Regions from separate parts of the Homo sapiens genome. Here region 2 is linked to region 1. Evidence: chromatin loops called from intact Hi-C (ENCODE). Cell type or tissue: dorsolateral prefrontal cortex. All regions are shown on one strand. Each heading gives the region's core, and the rest is flanking DNA. Links, peaks and the distances in the headings are about the cores only.

Region 1 (11,150 bases), core at 1,200-9,199:
AGGAGGCGGGGCTTGCAGTGAGCTGAGATGGCACCACTGCACTCCAGCCTGGGTGACAGAGCGAGAATCCTTCTCAAAAAAAAATTAAAATTAAAAAAAAATTAAAAAAATTTAAAAAAATACTGAAAGGATGTTTAAGCGGAGGAAGGTGAAGAATCCCATGACAAATGTGTTTAGAAGAGAAATGAGACTCACTCTGTGTGGCTGGAGAGGAAGACTTCAAAAGGGGCCCAGGGAGGCAGATTTTCATTCAATATAAATAATTTTTAAGCAATTAGAGAAGAATGAAAAATAATCTGGAAGATCATTGGTCAGAGATCTGATTGCTATAAAGGTTGCTCTAAAGGAGATGCCTGGATTTGTGGCCAGTAAATTAGACAATATCCAAAGTCCCTTCCAACTACTATGGCCTGCAGTTTTATGCTTTGCACATACAGGGTTTGAGGGTGATGGCAAGACAGGAGGAATGTGTGTTTTTAGACCTCAGTGACTGGAAGAATAGCAGGACCATGCCCAGAGACAGAAAAACCGAGAAGGAGCTAGTTTCAAAAAGGAAGATAAACCTGGTTTTAGACAGATTTGTTTTTTAGTGTGAAAGGAGGAGAGCGTTTGTTTCCAGAAGTATTTTAGGAAGTCTCCATGGGAGGCAAATGTGGAAGAGAGGAAAGGAAATGGATAGGAGAGGAGGCCATGTCAGGTGCGCGCTGGACAAAGGCCTGGGAGCAGGACCAAACCTAGGACAGGCTCCAGGACAGCCCTGCGTCCTCACACAGAGCAGCTCAGCAGTCTGCTGTCATATGTGTCCTGCTGTCATCCACTCTGCACCTCCCACCTTTCCAGCGCCTGGAGTTCCGAGGCTTTCAGTTTCCAATCCCTGGCTGAGAGTTTTCAGAGGCTTGTGCTGGTTAAAGGGTAGTAGCAGAAATCTGCCCAGCAGTAGGTGGGGATCAGGTTGCACAGTGCCTGGGCACCAATCAAAACATTGGGGTTTTTATCTCAAGCCACGAAAGGTTGGAACAGAAGAGTGACATGGTGGGAACCGGTCTGGAAGAAGAATAATCCCATGGTAGATTTTGGCTTGATCAGCAGTGGGGCGATCTGGAAGCACGGGGTTGCCAGAGGATTACTGGACCACCCAAGGGCCTGAGATTTCTTGTCTGTGCAGTTTACACTGGCTGCTCCCTCAGACTGAAAACTGCCTTCCTGCCCTGCAGTCCTCCACCTGGGGCAGCTCCCATTTCCCTTTTAGATCCAGCTGAAGTTTCTCTTCCCTGAAGTCCTCCCAGGGCCCTGCCAGCCCAGCCCAGCCCCTAGGCAGGGAGCCTCCATAGACCCTTTAATGCGTCAATCTCATTTCTAGACAATTAGTAGCTTGAGGACTGGGATTGTGTTTTATTCAGTTTTAAATTTTCATTTGTAAATATTTAGGGGATACAAGTGCAGGCTTCTTACAGGCACATAGTTCGCTGTGGTGAAGTCTGGGCTTTGAGTGCACCCATCACCCGAACAGTGAACACTGTACTCAATAGGTAATTTTTTCAACCCTCACCCCACTCCCACTTCCCCACCTTTTGGCATTTCCTGTCTATTTTTCCACTCTGCTTGTCCATAGGTATCCATTGTATAGCTCCCACTTGTAAGTGACAATATGCAGTATTTAACTTTCTGAGTCATTTCACTTAGGATAATGGCCTCCAGTTCCATCACTGTTGCTACAAAAGACATTATTTTATTTATTTATTTATTTATTTATTTATTTATTTATTTATTTATTTATTTATTTATTCTGAGACAAAGTCTCACTCTGTTGCCCTGGCTGGAGTGCAGTGGTGTGATCTCGGCTCACTGCAACCTCCACCTCCCAGGTTCATGCGATTCACCTGCCTCAGCCTCCGAAGTAGCTGGGATTACAGGCGCCCACCATGCCCGGCTAATTTTTGTACTTTTAATAGAGACGGGGTTCCACCATGTTGGCCAGGCTGGTCTGGAACTCCTGACCTCAAGTGATCCTCCTGCCTCAGCCTCCCAAAGTGCTGGGATTACAGGTGTGAGCCACTGTGCCCAGCCTTAATTTTATTTTTTTAAGGGCAAGTAGCATTCCATGATGTATATATACCACATTTTTAAAATAATGCCCCGTTGATGAACACTTAGGTTGATTCCCTATCTTTGCTATTGTGAATAGTGCTGGAATAAACATATGAGTGCAGATATGTTTTTGATATAATGAGTTATTTTCCTTTGGGCAGATGCCCGGTAGTGGGACTGCTGGGTGGAACGGTAGCTCTATTTTTAGTTCTTTGAGCAATTGCCATACTGTTTTCCACAGTGAATGAACTAATTTACGTTCCCACCAGCAGGGTTCCCTTTCTCCACATCTTCACCAACATCTGTTGTTTTTTTACTTTTTAATAATAGCCATTCTGACTGGTGTAAGATGCTCTCTCATTGCATTTTATTCATTTTTATAACTCTAGGGCTGAGCATGGCATCTGACAGACTAAATGCTGCATGAATGTTGAGTCATGAATAGACAGGGGCTGGATGCAGGAAGGAACAAATCAAAGCATGAAGGAATGAATGAATGAATTTCATGGTGACAACTCCGAGGAGAGTGATATGAGGATGTTAGGGAAAAGGAGTGGAGAGCATAAGGGATACTCCTTTTCCCTATCTGCCCATCCTCAAAAAGTTGGAAAGTTCTTTGTGCTGGTTCTTTCTGGTGCCGGGGAGACGGCAGCAGTGAGTGGGCAGAATGCTTGCCTGGCTGTGGGGCGCAGCAGCCTGGAGGGCTGCTCTGAGCAGGACCAAGATCTGCCCATGCACCTTGATTCAACCGGCTCTTTTTATCAACCAGGGTCACAGGGCATGGGAGTCTCCTTCCTCTGGACTACTAATTTTTTTGTTTTAAGAGACAAATAGAAATCCCTCTTTGTACATGATATCCTCTGTGCTTCTTATATAAACCATTACTGAGACACTATGTCACTTTTATGGTTGTGTCTCTGTCTTGTCACACATCTGGACATTCTCTGTCAGTGATCCTGATCTGCATAGACTGAGGCTTTTGTTGTGTGTAACAGACACTGTTTGAGCGTGGGGAAATTGCAGTCAGGTCTGTACTATCTTCTTCTCTGAATAAGCAGAAAACAAAGGAGAAGAAAACTCCAGAATTGGATGTGGCCTTTACTAGCACAAACCCCTACTTGTTTCGCTGAATTGTTCCCCCGATTATCTAGCTTTAAAGTCTCCCCCTTTAGGAGAGACCAGACAGCAGAGGGGTCAAGTACTGCTATCCCTGCTCTGCTAATCATTGGCTGTGTGGCCTTGGGCAAGTTACTGAATCTGTCTGAGCTTCAGCCTTCGAATCTGTCAGATGAGGTACTTTTAGTAGCTACACAAAGACAGTGCATAAAGCGCTTAGCAGAGTGCTTCACAGCGCTCAGAGCCAGAGCTGTTCTTACCTCGTTTCTGAACCACCCTTTCTGGTGCCTGCGTCTGAACATTTGGTCTCTGTTCCACAGCTGAGATGAGGCTATCCTGGGTGCTGCAGACTAATGACTGAAAAGAACTGTGCCTTACAAAATCTCGGTCACCTCAGAACGAAACTGCTTATGCGGAACACAATGAGATCTTTAAGCAGACCTGCAAAGCAGTTTCTCTTTTAGTATAATCAAACGTGAGTCATGGTGTTTGAGATTCTCTTGCAGTGACTCCAGCTTTCCTCCCTCCAGCTGAAGGCCCCTCTAAGGGCACGAAAGACCTCTCTGCTGGGGTGGTGCCTCCCAAATCCACATCTTCCCATGAGAGACATCTCGTTCACCCCAGTCCTCCTAAATCCCACAAACCTGATGTGGGGTTTCAGGCAGCACCATATGAAGAAGAGTGGCGCCCGGTCCCAGATGCACACACAGCACCCCCAGACACATACAGCACCCCAGACGCACACACAGCACCCCCAGACACACACAGCACCCCAGACACACACACACAGCACCCCCAGACGCACACACAGCACCCCCAGACGCACACACAGCACGCCACTGGCTCGGGTGCATCGAGAACACTTGAGGCCTGAGGACTCTCCGTAAATATTTATTGAATGCATTGCACTGCAGGCACAGTCCTTGACTATAGCCCTCTCTGGAAAAATAGTAACGATTTCCCCAAACACTAAGTCCAAACACTAAATCAGCTTGTGTTTATCCTCCGTATTATTTTTTTTGTAAACCAAGACATGCTATGGTTTCCCTTTATGGCAGCTAAGGCTCAGCAATCCCATTACTTTGGATTTATTCCATTTGGCATAATCTTTTAAATTGGATTTTTGCCTCTTTGCCTCCTGATAACTCAGCCAAGCGTCAATTTTATTGCTTCTGTTTGTAATACCTGAAGCCTTGAGCTTATTACTCAACTCATTCCTTTGCCTCCCTGTTTCTATGCACAGGAGGAACCTGGCGCAGGCTTTTCCAGGCCTGAGAGTTGAAAGCTCTGTCTTGCTTTCTTTACTACAACGTTCTCTCCTTTGACTGAGACTTTGCCCAAAGGATGCAATGCCAGGGCAATGCCACAGCATCTGCTTTCACAAAACAAATGTCATGGACTGGGCAAGGCTGGGTTTCTGTTCCAGGGCGTGACCTCCATGGGTATGGCTGCCTCCATCACGGAGAGGCAGCCTGTGCGTGAGGCTCAGCTCCCCGCTCACCAGCCTTGCGACCAGGGCAAGCAACCCGAGCTTCTCAGACTTCAGTTCCTCATAGCAAATTGAGGGTGACAAAGGGCACCTACCTTGCAAGGTGGTTTTACAAATTAGAGATAATTGCCAGGCACAGTGGCTCATGCCTATAATTCCAACACTTTGGGAGGCCAAGGCAGGATGATCACTTGAGGTCAGGAGTTTGAGACCAGCCTGGGCAACATAGAGAGACCCTGTATCTACAAAAACTATAAAAAATTAGCCCTACATGGTGGCTTTTGCCCCTAGTCCCAGCTACTTCGGAGGCTGAGGTGGGAGGATTGATTGAGCCCAGGAGGTGGGGGCTGAAATGAGTTCAATGAGTTGTGGTTATGCCACTGCACTCTAGCCTGGGAGAGACAGAGCAATACCCTGTCTCAAAAAAAAAAGAAAGAGAAGGAGGGAAGGAAGAAAAGAAGGAAGGAAGGAAGGAAGGAAGGAAGGAAGGAAGGAAGGAAGGAAGGAAGGAAAAGAAAGAGAGAGAGAAAGAAAGAAACAAAGAAATCAGATATTATTATGTTTGAACTGTGTTCCCAGGCCATGCCCCCACTGGACTTTATTTGAAGCTCCCCAGAACAATAACTCTCAGCATTTCCTTATTGGTCAATGTGGGCCTTCTTTCCTCATCAAATTCTTCTCCAGTCGCTGGTCATCCCCTGGCAGGGACCCTCACATCCTCATGAACAGCACCCCAGCTTTGGCCCAGGGTTTGCTATTTCCTCCCCTTCTGCCCAGCTTACTTTTGTGGGATGGGAAGACAAGGCCAGTAATACTTGCCCAAAGCCTCCGGGGTTCACAAAACTGAAGCCATGGGAGAAACCCAAAGATCCAGTGCTGTTGAGGACATGGGTGCCACCTCCCACACTGTGGAACCTGCTGACCCCCCAGGAGCTGTTCTTTCCATTCCCATTGGCCATATCATTGTGCCCTCCCCTGCTCAGGCTGGGTTCAGGATGGCAGTAGAGTGACAAAGGTGCCAGTGAGAGGTGAAGCCACCTGGACTTCCTGGGTCTAGTGGGTACTTGGAGAACTTTTCTGTCTAGTAGAGGATTGTAAATGCACCAATCAGTGCTCTGTGTCTAGCTAAAGGATTGTAAATGCACCAATCAGCACTCTGTAAAAACGCACCAATCAGCGCTCTGTGTCTAGCTAGAAGATTGTAAATGCACCAATCAGCACTCTGTAAAATGGACCAATCAGCACTCTGTAAAATGGACCAATCAGCAGGATGTGGGCGGGGACAAATAAGGGAATAAAAGCTGGCCACCGCAGCCAGCATTGCAAACTGCTCCAGTTCCGTTTCAGGCTGTGAAGTCTTTGTTCTTTTGCTCTTCACAATAAATCTTGCTGCTGCTTATTCTGGGTTTGTACCACCTTTAAGGGTTTAACACTCACCGCGAAGGGTTCATGGCTTCATTCTTGAAGTCACCGAGACCAAGAACCCACCAGAAGGAACAAACTCTAGATACACCAGCGGCTCTTAGAACGCTGCCTCTTCCGTCACCCAGCACATTCATCCGCTTGTCCAGCCCAGCAGCTCTTAGAATGCTGCCTCTTCTGTCACCCAGCCCATTCATCCACTTGTCCAGCCCATGCGTGTTCAGCACCCACTCTTTGAGGCTTTGTGCTTCATGCCAGGGGTACAGCAGTGAGCACAGTGAGGGACTTGAGCTCACAGGCTAGGAGGGGACGGTTACAACCCAACGTCTAAGTGCCCTGATAGGGAGCATGGAGTGCTCTGTCTTCAGTACCAGGCACCCCCTAGGTCAGCTTCGCAGAAGCTCTGAGCCCTGGCACCAAACTTCAACAGCTCTCTTTCCTTTAGGGAGCCCTTTCTCCAGTGTCTCCCACAAAGAGAGTCTATGCAGGGTGCTTCAGTACTCCTGCAGGCCAGCCTGGAAGCCCTCCGTGCTGTGGAGGCTCGAGCTGGCACTTAGACAAATGGAAGGTGCCCAGCCAGTGCCTGGCCAGGGAAGGCAGTGAAAGGGAACTACTTATGAGCTTTAAGCCAAAGAGGAGTGGATTGCAATTGTTTGCTAACTGGTCCTACGCTCAGATTAGGAGAAGTGCATGGAGACAGAGGGAGAAGGCCACACTCTGGGGACCTAGGAGACTGGGCTCTCACTGAGGCACAGGCACAGACACGCTTCCCTTGTGACACTGGGGTTCCCAAAAGGATTATGAATCTATCTTCACCCATTCCTCAAAATTTACATGTTGATTTTGGTGATTTCTTTCCATTTTATTTTTCTGATAGAATAGCAGTAACTTGCCTTTTCTATAGAAACATGATTTCATTCTTTTCCTCTTTTCGCTCTTGTTCCCCTGTTTATTTTTCCCATCCCCTAATAACTTCTCTTTTCTACTCACTCAGGAGGAGTAGAAAAGCAAATTAAACAGGAAGAAAATCCTCTCAGTAAAGAGGCATCTTGATCCGCCAGCTTTGAGCAAAGAGAAAATTGCATCTCTTCAATTCCTCCTAATTATTCATTTCCTTTTTCCCTTCTGCTTCTTGAAAATAATTACTGCAGTAGCTTTTCCCTAGATAAGAACTTCAAGCAGCTAGGAGCCAACACTGACTCAGCCTTATTTTTCAGAATTTTCAGTGCCGGTTACTTGTGACCAAGCAATCCAGCATTCCTGAGAAGCTATGTTGGCCAGGCTGGTCTTGAACTCCTGGGCTCAAGGGATCCTCCCACCTTGGCCTCCCAAAGTGTTGAGATTACAAGCGTGAGCTACCACACCTGGCCTGTTTGTAATTTTTGTTGTTGTTTAGAGATAGGGTCTTGTTCTGTCACCCAAGCTGGAGTGCGGTGGTACCATCACGGCTCACTACAACCTCCAACTCTTGGGTTCAAGTGATCCTCCCACCTCAGCCTCCCAAGTAGCTGGGACTATGGGTGCATGCTACCACATCTGGCGAATTGTTTTTTTGTTTTAGCTTTTTTTTTTTTTTTTTGGTAGGGACAGGTGTCTCCCTATCTCCCTATGTTGCCCAGGCTGGTCTTGAACTCCTAGTCTCAAGTGATCCTCCCACCTTGGCCTCCCAAAGTGTTGAGATTACAGGCATGAGCCATGGCACCTGGATGTAATTTTTAAAATTAATTTAATTTTGCATCTTATTTTATTTTGGATACAGGGTCTCAGTCACCCTGACTGGAGTGCAGTGGTACAATCTCGGCTCACTGCTACCTCCGCCACCCAGGCTCAAGCGATCCTCCCACCTCAGCCTCCAGAGTAGCTAGGACTCCAGGTTCACACCACCATGCTCGGCTAATTTTTTAATTAATTTTTTATACTTAATATGTATTACCCACTTCTAGTACATTTGGTGTTAGATAGAACTATATATGTCCAAAGTCAGTAACAATAGTCATCCCTTGTCTTTGCATTGCTTACAATTTGGCCTCACATACACTTTACAGGCTGTGAAGGTACGTGGCTCAATCAAGTGGCAAAGCCGAGATTAGAGCTCACTTCCCCAGAAGGTAGCCATCAAATGGAACTCACGGACTTGCCCTGCCTCACCCTCCATCCCCAAAACGAGCTCAACTGCCTGTTGCCATGGTAACATTGTGATCCACTTCATCCTTTCTAAAAACCAGAACCTTACTGCTAGTGACTCCCCATCACTGTACCTAACTCAGACCTGTCTCAAGTTGCAGGCTTGTAGGTATCATTGTTCCTGGGCATGTCCCCTAGTCACCTCACACACGATCTGTTTAAAGCTAAACTAGACTCTGCCCCACTAAAACCTGCTCGTCTGCCAGTCTCCCAAACTACATGCCTGAGTGTCATCCTCAGCTGCCACCTCCCCTCACCGCTCAGGGAATGAAGGAGCTCAACAGCAGTTCTTTCACAGGGCACTATCCATGCCCCATTGACCCCCACCCCAAACCACTGAAGGCTATGGTTAGAGGAACTTCAAAAGAATAAGCCAGCTGGGTGTGGTGACATGCACTTGTAGTCCCAGATACTTGGGAGGCTGAGGTGAGGTGGGAGGGTGGCTTGAGCCCAGGAGTTCAAGGCTACAGTGAGCTATGATCACACCACTGCACTCCAGCCTGGGCAACAGAGCGAGACCCTGACAGACATACATACACACACACACACACACACACACACGGAAAGAAAGAAAATGGTGAGTATTGAGGACTGTGCCGAAATGGAGCTGTGGGCGGCTGCCAATGGACAGCTGTAGTCTACATGGTCGGTATGGATCTCTTTCTCACTGACACTCAGGCAAATGATGCGGTGTGGCTCGCTGACTGGTGAAAAGTGGAAGAGGTAGCCGGGTGTGGCAACAGGTGCCTGTAACCCCAGCTACTCAGGAGGCTGAGGCAGGAGAATCACTTGAACCTGGGAGGCAGAGGTTGCAGTGAGCCAAGATTGTGCCACTGTACTCCAGCCTGGGCGACAGAGTGAGACTCTGTCTCAGGAAAAAAAAAAAAAGAAGAGGAAGAAAGAAGAAGAGGAAGAGAAAGAAGAAGGAAGAAGAAGAAAGAAGAAGAAAGAAGAAGAAAGCAGGTGCCTTGGTGATTTGTTGGCGGTGGCTTTCGTGCCCGCTCCCTGCCTGGTCCATTGGTCCCCTCTTGCCCCCACAACTCCCACGGTTTTGAGCGGTCTATTCCAGTGCCCCAGAAACGCCTCTGCAGCTGTGACCCATCCCCAACGCTGACTTTGATTCTGAGCCAAATGCCGCCCACCCTCCTTGGCTCTATCTTTGATTGCACTGTAACTGCTAGCCCACTGAGTCAGCATCATTCTCTAAAGAGATGTTTCAGCAACTGACCACAGTAATTGGTTTTCCTATTAGCTTTATGCTCCAAACAATATGTTTATAGAGGGGCACAGAATCGAAAGCTATGCGTGGAGATCCAGAGTGAAGCAGCCCCTCGAGTCTTAGCTGTAGCGTGGATGGTCTCAAAGCCAGCTGTCCTCTGATATGCAGCATTTTCACTACAAAAGAGAAGCCTTCTTTGGTTTGCTTGAGGGGAAGAGAGTGTGGGACGGGGGAGTGTCTGAATTCTTAGGAGGATTGCTGCTTCATTGTAGGAAGCCTGGGGAGGCAAGGTGGATGGGATGGGTCAGCCCTCAACACCCACTCCGCCTTCCTCCGAGTGTCCCTCCCAGGACAGCACAAGCTGGAACCAACAGACTGCAGTTCCTAGACCCAGCGCAGCCAGGGCTGTGAGAGTGATCTCGGTTTGGTAGTGGTTAGGTGGAGGCTGCCCTTCTGTACCTGCTCTGCCCGCAGGCCAGTTTGCCCCTGGGGGTCTTGAGCTTTTTCTGTGGCAGATGAGCAGAGGCTGCCTCATGCCCAGCATCTGGTCACTAGCCTCCTGAGTGTCCATGTGGACTGTAGCAGGTACAGTGTGATCCAGCAACCAGTTGAGGTTCGTGGCACCTTCTATTTATTTGTTTATTTATTTATTTATTTAAAGATAGGGTCTTGCTCTGCTGCCTAGGCTGGAGTGCAGTGGGGCAATCATAGCTCTCTGCAGCCTCAACCTCCCAGACTCAAGCAACCCTCCCACCTCAGCCTCCTGAGTAGCTAAAACTACAGGCATGTGCCATTACACCTGGGTAGCTTTCAAAATTTCTCATAGAGACAGGGTCTCGCTATGTTGCCGAGGCTGATCTCAAACTCCTGGCCTCAAGCAATCCTCCCACCTCGGCCTCCCAAAGAACTGGGATTATAGATGTGAGCCACCATGCCAGGCGGGGGCCTGGCAGCTTCTTGATTATAACCTAAATTTATGATTCTGAAGTTGGAGGCTGCCTGCTCTTAGAAGATTGGAAAACCAACTCTAAGGCATGACTTAGCTTATAATCAATTTCTTCAAATGGCATAGTGTTTTTATACGTACATTAATATCCTAAATCCCCTCGTAATGAAACCTATTTGAGAGGATTCTGTCCTCGGAAAGCCAGCACTGCCCATGTAGAATTTGAAGACCTCAGAGTTCATGCGTGTGTGGCACTGCAAAGAAGAAACTTTATTGGAAGATGAAATTGTGTGTGTGTGTGTGTGTGTGTGTATGGTTGTGTGTGTGTGCTTGGGAAATTACTTGTTACACCACAAATATATGAACATTCAAAAAGACATTTTGGCCAGGTGCCGTGGCTCACACTTGTAATTCCAACACTTTGGGAGACTGAGGCAGGAGGATTGCTTGAATCCAGGAGTTCCAGAGCAGCCTGGCCAACAAAACAAGACCTTGTCTCTACAAAAAGTAAAAAAATTGTCTGGGCATGGTGGTGCATACCTGTAGTCTCAGCTACTTGGGAGGCTGAGGCAGGAAGATCACTTGAACCTGGGAGATCAAGGCTGCAGAGAGCTATGATTGTCCCACTGCACTCCAGCCTGGACAATAGAGCGAGGCTGTCTCAAAGAAAAAAAAAAGACATTTTG
Region 2 (11,150 bases), core at 1,958-9,957, 59 kb after region 1:
AGGAAAAGGAATTCAAAAGAAATAGGAGGAGGAATTCTGTGTATTAGAAAAAAACAAATGTCGCTGAAGAAGGCTAAACTATCGGGCTGCCACGTAATCCTGTTGACCACACCCCATAACTTGGCACTCACGCCTTCCCTGACTTCTAGGACAATGCTCTCTTCTGGTTCTTCCCTCACCTCTCTGATGTTCCTTCATAGCCCTGTCATAGGCTTTCTCTTCTTCACCCATCCATTAATTCCCACAGCCTTGCCACCCATCCTGGTTCTACCCTTGGTTCATCCCCCTTCTTGTCCTCCCACTACACACTTCATTTTGGACAAACTCATTCACTCCCAAAGGTTGATTCCCCAACTTTGCCCCAAGCTTCAAACAGGTGTACCCAAGTGCCCAGATACTTAATGCTTCTCAGTCTCAATATTCCCACTTCTGAATGCACCTAAAAGCCAAGGGAAGACCATTGGGTTGTGGGAGCAAAGGGAAAATTTTCCTTTGTTCTCTGAAGGTTTGCTGAAAAATCAACTGACAAAAGGTGATTAACAGGAAACAGGCATGTAAAATGTATTTACATGCATGTGTGCCCACAGGAGTCATACACAATATGAACTCAAAGAGGGCCGGATGGTTGAGGCCTAAGTACTCTCTTCATAGGGAAGAGACTTAAGGACCTGGGAGGTGGGAGGCAGGCATTAGGGAAGGTGAGGGATGGGGCTGCACAGGAACAAAAGGTGTCTTATGCAGACAAAATCTCCCAAGTCATCTCTTGGAGCTGGCCTCAAAGGAATAGATGAAAAATCTGTCTGGGTGTGTTGATAACACCCAGCCTCTTCTCTTTCAGTTTATTTTTCCTGGTTACTTGATGGGATCCCTAGGCAGGAGGTCTTAAAACAATTTCATATCCTTTGGAAAGAAGCTTTATTGGCCAGATAAGGAAATTTCAGAGAGCTCTTCTCTGCACTTGATGTAGGTAGGGGGAAGAGGACAAGGTAAGGTTACAGGGACCTTGATTCTTGGGCAGCTTCTAAGTCCTCTCCGCATATCAAAGTGCCAGACTTTGGGGTATTGCTTTCTGAACCCCAGTGGGGGCCTCACAGGGGTCGCTTTCTCCATGTGGGGCTTGGCAGGAAAAGGCTTAAATGGCTTGGGAGACAACAGAGCGTAGTTAGCCTCAGGTGGGGACCAAAATGTCGTGTTCACTACTGTACCTCCCCGTTGGCATAGCGTCAGACAGATGCTACAAATATTTGTTGAGTGGAAGGAAGAGAAAGAGGAAAGAAAGGAGAGAGAGATAGGGAGGATGGGAGGGAGGAAAGGAGAGAGAGAACAAGGAACAATCTTGATCAAATCCTAGCTGTTTACTAAATGTATGACCTTGAGCAAATAACTCAGCCTCCTTGTCCCTGGACCTCAATATCCTTATCCATAAAATGAGGCGCTCTCCCCAGGTCGTTGTGAGGATTGAATGAGACCATATATGTAAAATGCTTAGCAAAGGGCCTGATTCATAACAAGTGGCCCATAAGTGCTACTGTGATGACTATACTCTCCAGGGTCATACAGCCGGTGAGGAGCTGAGGCTACAAATATCCAAGGTCTTTCTCTCTGCTGTTGGAAGCTCCCCTGGCATACCCTGGGTTCTCACTGCCCTAAGAGCCCTTTCCCCTCTGGTGAGCACAAGTTCTGTACTGAAAACTGCCAGCCCCATTGTTTCCGTGAGCTTGAAAACCTCTTCGGAGCAGCAGGCTCTGATACATGCAAAGAAGGAGCAGACAGAACCATTAAGACACACTCAGCCTGAATCACTGTCCTCCTCAGCAGGGCTTTGCGGCAGCCTGAGGAGATACTGTTCTCAGCCACTGGACCAGATTGCTCAGGGAGCAGGAGGATGCAGGAAGCACAGGCCACCCGCTCCTGCTGTTACTGACCTAGTTTGGACCGCTTTGCTGGGAATGTGAAGCCAAACCAGATGGAGGGACACCAGGAACCGCTGATGCTAGCTGGAGGGATAGGAGCTCGGGCTCCAGGGAGCTCAGACTTCGGGGCATTCCAGGGCTTGATTTGGGGCACAGAGTGCTCACTTGGTGGGGGGGGATGGCAGTCGTCTTAGTCAGCCCGGCTGCTATAACAAAACACAACAGACCAGGCGGCTTACATAACAGTAGTTTCTTGCCATTCTGGTTACTGGGACATCCAAGCTCAAGGCTCTGGCAGATTCGATGTCTGGGGAGGGTCTTCCTCCTGTTTCCTGGATTATACCTCCTCACCGTGTCCTCACGGGGCAAAGAGAGGAAGCCAGCTCTCTGGTGTCCCTTCCTATAAGGACACCAATCCCGCTATGAGGGCCCCACCCTCAGGACCCCATCTAATTCTAATCACCTCTAAAGGCCCCACCTCCCAATACCATCACATTAGTGGGGAAGGTTTTGAATTATGAATTTTGGAAGGACACAATGGTTCTGTCCCTGTGGCAGGTAACAACCTTCCTGGCCTCCATGTGGTCTTGACCATCCTGACCACAGACAGAGGCCTCTCAGTGAGGGGCAGTTATGGCATAGTAGCAAAGAGAGCAGAGCCTGCAGCCAGACTGCCTGGGTGTGAAGGTTGAGTCTGCCTCTTGACAGCTGTGTAATCTTGGGCCAGCGATATAACTTCTCCACACCTCAGTCTCTGCATCTGTAAAGTGCAGGTGACAATAACAGGACTTAACGTCATAAGGGTGTTAGATGTGAATCCATGTACAGCATTTACATAGAAAGGTGCCTGGATCATCATCAGCACTGCATAAGTGGTTGCTGTCAAAATCTTACTATGTCACCAGATAAGCCAGTTTAATGCTGGTGACGGGACAACCAAGGGCACAGAGTTCTTAATGTTTGCCCAAGGCTTGGGAGAGCGTAGGAGTGGTGACTGAAAGAAGGCTCTCATCTCTGTGCTCCCTCATCCTTACTATGAGACCCTGCACGTGGCACCTCATCTTTCTGAGCCCCAGTTTCCTCCTGAAAATGAAAATAATAGCTTCACTCTGCCTAAATCGCAGGGTTCTTTGATGACTAAATGAGTTAGCATTCATGAAAAATGTTTGAACACTCCAGAATGCCAAGTGTGATGACCAGCCTGAGACTCCTTTTGCCTCTAGGGATGGCCGTGCCATCAGCGGGTGGATGAGCCCAGACCCCAACACTGGCAATTCATTCCTCACCTCTTCCCATGCCCTTGGAAGTGGCAAAGCGTGTGCACGTGAGCACCTATGTTGGAGTGATGAGACAAGCCAGCGGAGACAGTGGATCAGAGAACACTGAATCAGCTGGGAACGTGGGAGTTGAGTGGGTGGGCCTGGAGAGTCATGCATTTGTCATTTTCTATTGAACAAAGGTACAAGCAAATATAAAAATACCTAAGGAAGACACATGACTATTATTAAAAGTTTAATGGCAAAATTCTTCCAGCTCCTCTTTGTTTCAAAGTGGAAAGAGTCACTTCGAGATGGACATTTGCATCCCTTCCATAAGGAAAGAGAACAGCCCCAGGTCCTCCTTGGAGTGCAGATTATGATCTGGAGGCATGGGTTTGTGCACGATGCCTTCCAGCATTAGAGAGGGGATGAGCCATGTATGTATTTCTCCACAACAAACCTCATCAAAGGAGTATCAACTGGCTGGGGCTGCCATTACAAAGTACCATAGCCTGGGAGGCTTAAACAACAGACATTTATTTTCTCACAGCTCTGGGGGCTGGAAGTCCAAGATGAACATGCCGGCAGAGTTTCTTCTCCCAAGGCCTCTCTCTTTGGCTTGTAGATATCCCCCTTTTCCCTGTGTCTTCACACCATCTTCCCTCTGCATATCTCTGTGTCTAAACCTCCTCTTCTTATAAGGACACTAGTGGTATTGGATAAGGGTCTGCCTTAATGACCTCATTTTAATTCATGTACCTCTTTAAAGACCCAGTCTCCAAACACAGTCACATTCTGAGGTGCTGGGGGTTAGGACTCCAAAATGTGATTCTGGAGGGGGACACAATTCAGTCTATAACAGAAGGCAAGGGCTTTATTTCTGGCATCTATTCCACATCATGCTATAAGCCCAATATAATTATCCACAGCTACAGAAGCTTAGCACAATCATGGGCATGATCCGGCATAGCTTCTTGAGCACTGCAGAGCAGTGTGGTGACTGGGGACAGGGACTGAGGGTGAGAGGCAGGAGGAGGGTACAGCTTCCTGTGCCCCTGAGCGTGCAAGGTAGAGTCTAGCTGAGTCTGAGCAGCTTGATCTTGTCATCTGCCATGGGCATGTTATACCTGAACTCTCAACACTTCTCAGGAAGAACTTACACAAACAACCTCTACACTTAATGCTTCCATTTAAAGAAATATTTGCAAACATCAGACTTCTGTTTCCTGAACAAACTCAGCATCAGCAAGACCACATCCTTGTCTGCATAAAATAGAAGAGTCGGGGCCAAGGGGCCCTGCGAAGCATACATATCTCTGTCTCCAGTTTCCCAGCACAGACAGAATAGGAAGATGTAAAATTCAAATTAATTTAGTCCACCAACCTGTGACAGCCTTCAGCTGTCATACCCTGACTTACAAAATAACTCACCTCCTGTGGACTGGATGTCCCAGGACCACTTGTACTCTAATACTCTGTGACTTTAACAAGAGTTACATAAAGCAACAGAGGCAATGAAAGTTTCATTCTTCCTTCCTTCATTCACTCATTCAACAAGTAATACTCAAGCAACTCCTATGTGCTAGGTGTCCTGGGGGAGGAGCAAAGATTTCAGAGGAGGCTGCCTGTAGGAAGTGGCATTTGAGTTTGCTTTTGCACGCAGGCTAAGACTTTGGTGAGCAGATGAAATTCCAAGTGGAAGGATGAATAAAAGCCAGGAAATAGGAAAGACAAAACCTAGTTACAATCAATGAGTAGGTAAGTTCTGATATGTAGAGAAAGACCATTGCGTCAGGAAAGAGTGGGCCAACCATCCAGATGTGTAGGCAAGAAGCTGATGTGCCTAAGAGAGAAGACTCTCCACCTCGCCTTCTGTTCTTCACTTCCGACAGGCTTAAAGTCAACCTGCAGAGATCAAGGAGAGGCGGGGAAGAATGAGGAGGGAGGCAGATGGTTCTTCCTTCCGATGAAAGGATGGAGGGAGGAAGGAAGCAGTGACGATTACAAGCTGTTTGACTATAAACAGCACAAGTAGTCTTCTAGTTGGAATCTCGGTAGCTCTTGTTCTGGCCATTCTAAGTGGGCGTCTGCATTTGTGTGGGGGAAAGTGACATGACTGCCTATTTTTGAACATTTAAATCTGTCACTGGTTGAGTGATTTTGTTTCATGCCACTCACAGGATGAAGAGGATTGCTCATGCTGATACTGCCTTGCCAGCATCAATGGGTGGAAACCAAGGGAAATGTATGGTGTACTCCACTATGGCCTCTAACATGGGAATTAGTGCCTATGGAAAGACTCCCTAAAATAGAATCACAAGGGAATATCATTGACTGCCTAAAGTATGCTAGGGTGAGGGGCAATGAAGAGGGGACTGTGGCTGCCCAACTATACCCTGAGAGGACTGAACAGTTTTCCAGGGCAGCTGGATTTTTTTTTTTTTGCTCTGTCACCCAGGCTGGAGTGCAGTGGCACCATCACTGCTCACTGCAGCTTCAACCTCCCCAGCTCAAGCAATCCTCCCACCTCAGCCTCCTAAGTAACTGGGACCACAAGTGTACACCACCACTCCTGGCTAATTTTTTTCTTTCTTTTTTTTTTTTTTTGTAGAGATGGAGTCTCACTACATTGCCTAGGATGTCTTCAACCCCTGGGCTCAGGCAATCTTCCTGCCTTGGCCTTCCAAAGTGCTGCAATTGCAGGTGTGAGCCATTGTGCCCGGCCAGGGGCAGCTGGATTTTTGAAGAAAGAGGGGGCTTCTTGTTTAATCCTGTCGGTCAGGCACCTCCTTCTTGTTTGTTTGCAGGATTCGGCACTTTCAAGGCACTCAAGAACTGTAAAGGGAAGCTTGTAAAATGCTGTGTCCCTTCTGTAGTATGAAGAAAAACAAAAGGAGTGGTTTGTGCCAAGAAAATGAGTGAGGTGCTACCTCAGAAAGACCAAGGATACTGTTCGTGTAGGTTGTTTTGAGAATTCAAAATGCTACTTAAAGTATATTATTTTCTAAAAATGCCTTTGCCAATAAATGTTGGGCTTTGAGGAAAGGAATCTAAAAATATTAGAGCTAGATTAAAAATGACTAAAAAGACATGACAATTGAATACAGTATGTGACTGGATCTTTCACTACAGAGCAAAAAAGTGCTATAAAGAGCATTCTGGATACTAGACCCTTATCAAAACCACAATGAGACATCACTTCACACTCACTAGGATCGCTACAACCAAAGACAGATAATAACAAGTGTTGACAAGGATGTGGAGAAACTGGAGACTTCACACATTGCTGGTGGGAATATAAAATAGTGCAGCGGCGGCCGGGCATGGTGACTCACGCCTGTAATCCCAGCACTTTGGGAGGCCAAGGTGGGTGGATCACGAAGTCAGGAGATTGAGACCATCCTGGCTAACACGATGAAACCCCGTCTCTACTAAAAATACAAAAAATTAGCCGGGCGTGGTGGCGGGCGCCTGTAGTCCCAGTTACTCGGGAGGCTGAGGCAGGAGAATGGCATGAACCTGGGAGGCGGAGCTTGTAGTGAGCCGAGACTGTGCCACTGCACTCCAGCCTGAGCAACAGAGCTAGACTCCATCTCAAAAAATAATAATAATAATAAAATAAAAAAATAAAATAGTGCAGCGGCTTTGGAAAGCAGTCCAGCATTACAGTTTATTATAAAATAGAGTTATTATATAACCCAGCAATTACACTGCTAGGTAAGAACACATATGTCCAGACAAAAACTTGTACATATTTGTCTGCATTATTCATAATAGCCAACAAGTAGAAACAACCCAAATGTACATGAACTGACAAATGGATAAACTGTGGTACATCCAGACAATGGAATATTACTCAGCAATAAAAAGAAATGAGCTACTAAGCCATGAAAAGACACAGAGGAACCTTAAATGCATATTGCCAAATGAAAGAAGCCAATCTGAAAAGGCTACATACCCTATGATTCCAACTATATGACACTCCAGAAAAGGCAAAATCGTAACTGCTTCAGATCCACCTGGGTCAACTTTTTTTTTTTTTTTTTAATGGAGTTTCACTCTTTGTTGCCCAGGCTGGAGTGCAATGGCACAATCTCAGCTCACTACAACCTCCGTCTCCCGGGTTCAAGTGATTCTCCTGCCTCAGCCTCCCAAGTAGCTGGGATTACAGGCACACACCACCATGCCCAGTTAACTTTTTTGTATTTTTAGTAGAGACAGGGTTTCACTATATTGGCCAGGCTGGTCTTGAACTCCTGACCTCAGATGATCCACCCGCCTCGGCCTCCCAAACTGCTGGGATTACAGGCGTGAGCCACTGGGACTGGCCCCACCTGGGTCAACTTTTAAGTAATAAAGTTGTGAGTTGCTTTTCAGTTGCCATCGACCCTCATGTAACCTGAGCATGCCCAGATGAACCAAGTGTGTAACCACAAGGGGAACCTAAGTGCTTGGACCAAGGGGAGGGGACCAAATTAAGAAGCGGACAGCACCTGGCAGGATCCAGGATCCAATCAGATCAAGCTCTGGCATTACCCCATGGCAGGACCCAATTATATTATGCCTCCTGGCATCACCTCATTGCAAGATCCAATCAGGTCACACCTCATTATCCTATGATTACAAAATCTGACCCAGCCCCCCGGGGAGACAATGATTTGGGAACTATTCCTGGTATTCTCCTTACTTGTTACAAGAAATAAAATTCCCTGGCTAAATCCTCCTTGGTTATGGTCATTGGGTTGATAATCTGCCAAGTACTAAGCTGCCAAACTCACCCACTGTGGGTAACAAGACTATAGAGACAGTAAGAAGATCAGTGGTTTCCAAGGGTTCAAGGTGTAGGTAGAGCACAGAGGATTTTTAGGGCAGTGAAATCATTCTGTATGATACTGTAATTGTGGATTCAGGTCCTTACACATTTGTCAAAACAAAAGACAGAACCCTAAGGTCAACTGTCAACTTTGGTTAATAATGATGTCTCAGCGTAGGTTCCTCAATTGTAACAAATGTACCATCCTGCACAAATCTTGCTGGATGTTGCTAGTGGGGGAGTGTATGTATGTGTGGGGGCAGAGGATATATGGGAACTCTCTGTACTTGCTACTCAATTTTACTGTGAACCTGAAACTGTTCTTAAAAATAGAGTTTAGTAAGCCAGGTGAGGTGGCATGTGCCTTTAGTCCCACCTACTTGGGAAGCTGAGGCGAGAGGATCATTTGAGCCGGGGAATTTGAGGGCAGCCTGTGCAACACAGCAAGCTCTTCCTCACTACATAAGTAAAATAAATGCAGCTAAAAAAAAAAGAAAAAGAAAACAAAAGTGGAAGGAGGCCCCAGGCCAAGGAACACAAGCAGCCTCTAGAAGCTGGAGATGACAAGGAAACATTCTCCCCTAGAGCACCAGAGGGAACACAGCCATAGGGATATCTTTATTTATTTTTTATTTTTTATTTTTTTCTTGAGACAGAGTCTCACTCTGTCACCCAGGCTGGAGTGCAGTAGCGCCATCACGGCTCACTGTAGCCTCAACCTCCTGGGCTCAAGCAATCTTCCTGCCTCAGACTCCCAAGTAGCTGGGACCACAGGCACACACTACCACACCCAGCTAATTTTTGTATTTTTTGTAGAGACAGGGTTTTGCCATGTTGCCCAGGCTGGTCTTGAACTCCTGAGCTCAAGTGATCCACCTGCCTCAGCCTCCCAAATTGCTGGGATTACAGGTGTGAGCCACTGCACCTGGCCGACGTCTTGCTTTAAGCCCAGTGAGACCCATTTTGGACTTGTGACCTCCAGATGTGTGAGATAATACATCTGTGTTATTCAAAGCCACCATGTCTGTGGTAATTTGTTATAGCAGCCATAGAAAACAAACACAATAGCATTGTTTCACTAAATGCACCATGGTTATATAAGATAATAACAATAGAAGCTCAGTGAAGACCACACAAGAAGCCTCTGTGCTATCTTGGGAATGCTTCTGTAATCTAAACTTATTTTAAAATTAAAGTGTTCTTTTAAAGAGGCTAGGATTTGCCAAAAATAAGCAGGTAAGGCTGTTACTGAACTGAACTGGCCCCATTTGCCCACACACTTTGGAAAGCCAAACACTGAACCGAGTTTCTGTAGAAAGAGTAGTTTATTGCAAGGCTGCCAAACAGGGAGACAGGAGTCAGCCTCAAGTCTGTCTCCCCAGTCTGGGAGTTGGGGCAGGTCTGATAGTTAGAGGGTAATGAGGCATGATCTGACTGGATCCTGGATCCTGCTGTCTGGTTTCTGCTTCCTTTTTTTTTTTTTTTAGAGTGAGACAGAGTCTCACTGTGTCACCCATGCTGGAGTGCAGTGGCACAATCTCAGCTCATTGCAGTCTCTGCCTCCTGAGTTCAAGCGATTCTCATGCCTCAGCCTCCCAAGTAGCTGGGATTACAGGCACGTGCCACCAAGACCAGCTAATTTTTGTATTTTTAGTAGAGACAGGGTTTCACTATGTTCAAGCCAGGCTGGTCTTGAACTCCTGACCTCAGGCGATCCGCCTGCCTCAGCCTCTGAAAGTGCTGGGATTACAGGCGCATGCCACCACACCCAGCTAATTTTTGTATTTTTAGTAGAGACAGGGTTTCACTATGTTCAGGCCAGGCTGGTCTTGAACTCCTGACCTCAGGTGATCCACCTGCCTCAGCCTTCGAAAATGCTGGGATTACAGGCATGAGCCACCATACCTGGCCAGGTTTCTGCTTCTTAATTCATTCCCTGTTCCTTGGTCTGAGCAATTAGGTCCTGCCTGTGGTTGCGCACTTGGTTTATCTGGGCACGCTCAGGTTACATGACCTTCAACCTGGAAAAACAACTCACAACTTTGTTACATAAATGTGGAGTCAGATTGGTCGGATGCAATTACAAGACTCATGGCCTGGGTCCCAAGCAGCAGGCAATGGAGACTTTCCCCTCCCAATTCTATCCCACCTCCTTATGACAAGGAGCCCTGACACAGAAACCAGAAAGAAAACCAAGAGTTTCCTGAAGGGACTACCCAAAGGGAACCTAACCAACTGATGATGCGCCAGTTTTAAAGAAGAGGCAACTCCTTTGCAGCAGGGACTGCGTGCCCCTTGCAAGAGAGAAATTGAGTCATTATTCAAAGATTAGAGTTTGAGCAGTAATGAAGTAGAAAATGTGCTAAACATCTGGCACAAGATCAACAGATACTGGTTATGGACAATGATGATGCTCTGCCAGCCCTATGTAGTGTCATTTAGTAAGCATAGCAATGGTTTCTAGACATATATATGTATGTATATATATAATATATATACACATATATGATATATATACATATATCATATATATGATATATATACGTATATACATATATCATATATATGATATATATACGTATATACATATATCATATATGTGATATATATACGTATATACATATATCATATATGTGATATATATACGTATATACATATATCATATATGTGATATATATACGTATATACATATATCATATATGTGATATATATACGTATATACATATATCATATATGTGATATATATACGTATATACATATATCATATATGTGATATATATACGTATATACATATATCATATATGTGATATATATACGTATATACATATATCATATATGTGATATATATACGTATATACATATATCATATATGTGATATATATACGTATATACATATATCATATATGTGATATATATACGTATATACATATATCATATATGTGATATATATACATATATGTACATATATTGTGTGCGTGTGTGTGTGTATGTGTAACTATTCCTTGGATTGAGAAAAGTAGAGTCTTAACAAACTAGATTTTCCATTTTAAAAGTTATATTATTGCCGGGGACAGTGACTCGCGCCTATAATCCCAGCACTTTGGGAGGCCAAGGTGAGCAGATGGCTTGAGTCCAGGAGTCTGATACCAGCCTGAGCAACATGGC

Evidence for each region. Peaks named below come from ENCODE experiments on the same cell type or tissue, not always from the same donor. Only the 100,000 strongest peaks of a DNase experiment are listed, where the experiment ranks them.
Region 2: a loop joins it to region 1, with 2.6 times the contacts of the local background. A loop is called at or near these places in 18 of 110 quality-filtered maps.

What each region holds. Positions count from the first base shown.
Region 1 is chr13:27,345,808-27,356,957 of GRCh38, reverse strand. No RefSeq gene overlaps it. Among named protein-coding and RNA genes, the nearest start is that of GTF3A, 73 kb to the left of the region's middle. RefSeq lists an enhancer at 3,722-3,791. In dorsolateral prefrontal cortex, for the core only: no CTCF peak of the experiment used is centred there; no DNase peak of the experiment used is centred there; H3K4me3 peaks cover 761 bases; H3K27ac peaks cover 2,498 bases.
Region 2 is chr13:27,287,437-27,298,586 of GRCh38, reverse strand. No RefSeq gene overlaps it. Among named protein-coding and RNA genes, the nearest start is that of RASL11A, 22 kb to the right of the region's middle. In dorsolateral prefrontal cortex, for the core only: no CTCF peak of the experiment used is centred there; no DNase peak of the experiment used is centred there; H3K27ac peaks cover 3,368 bases.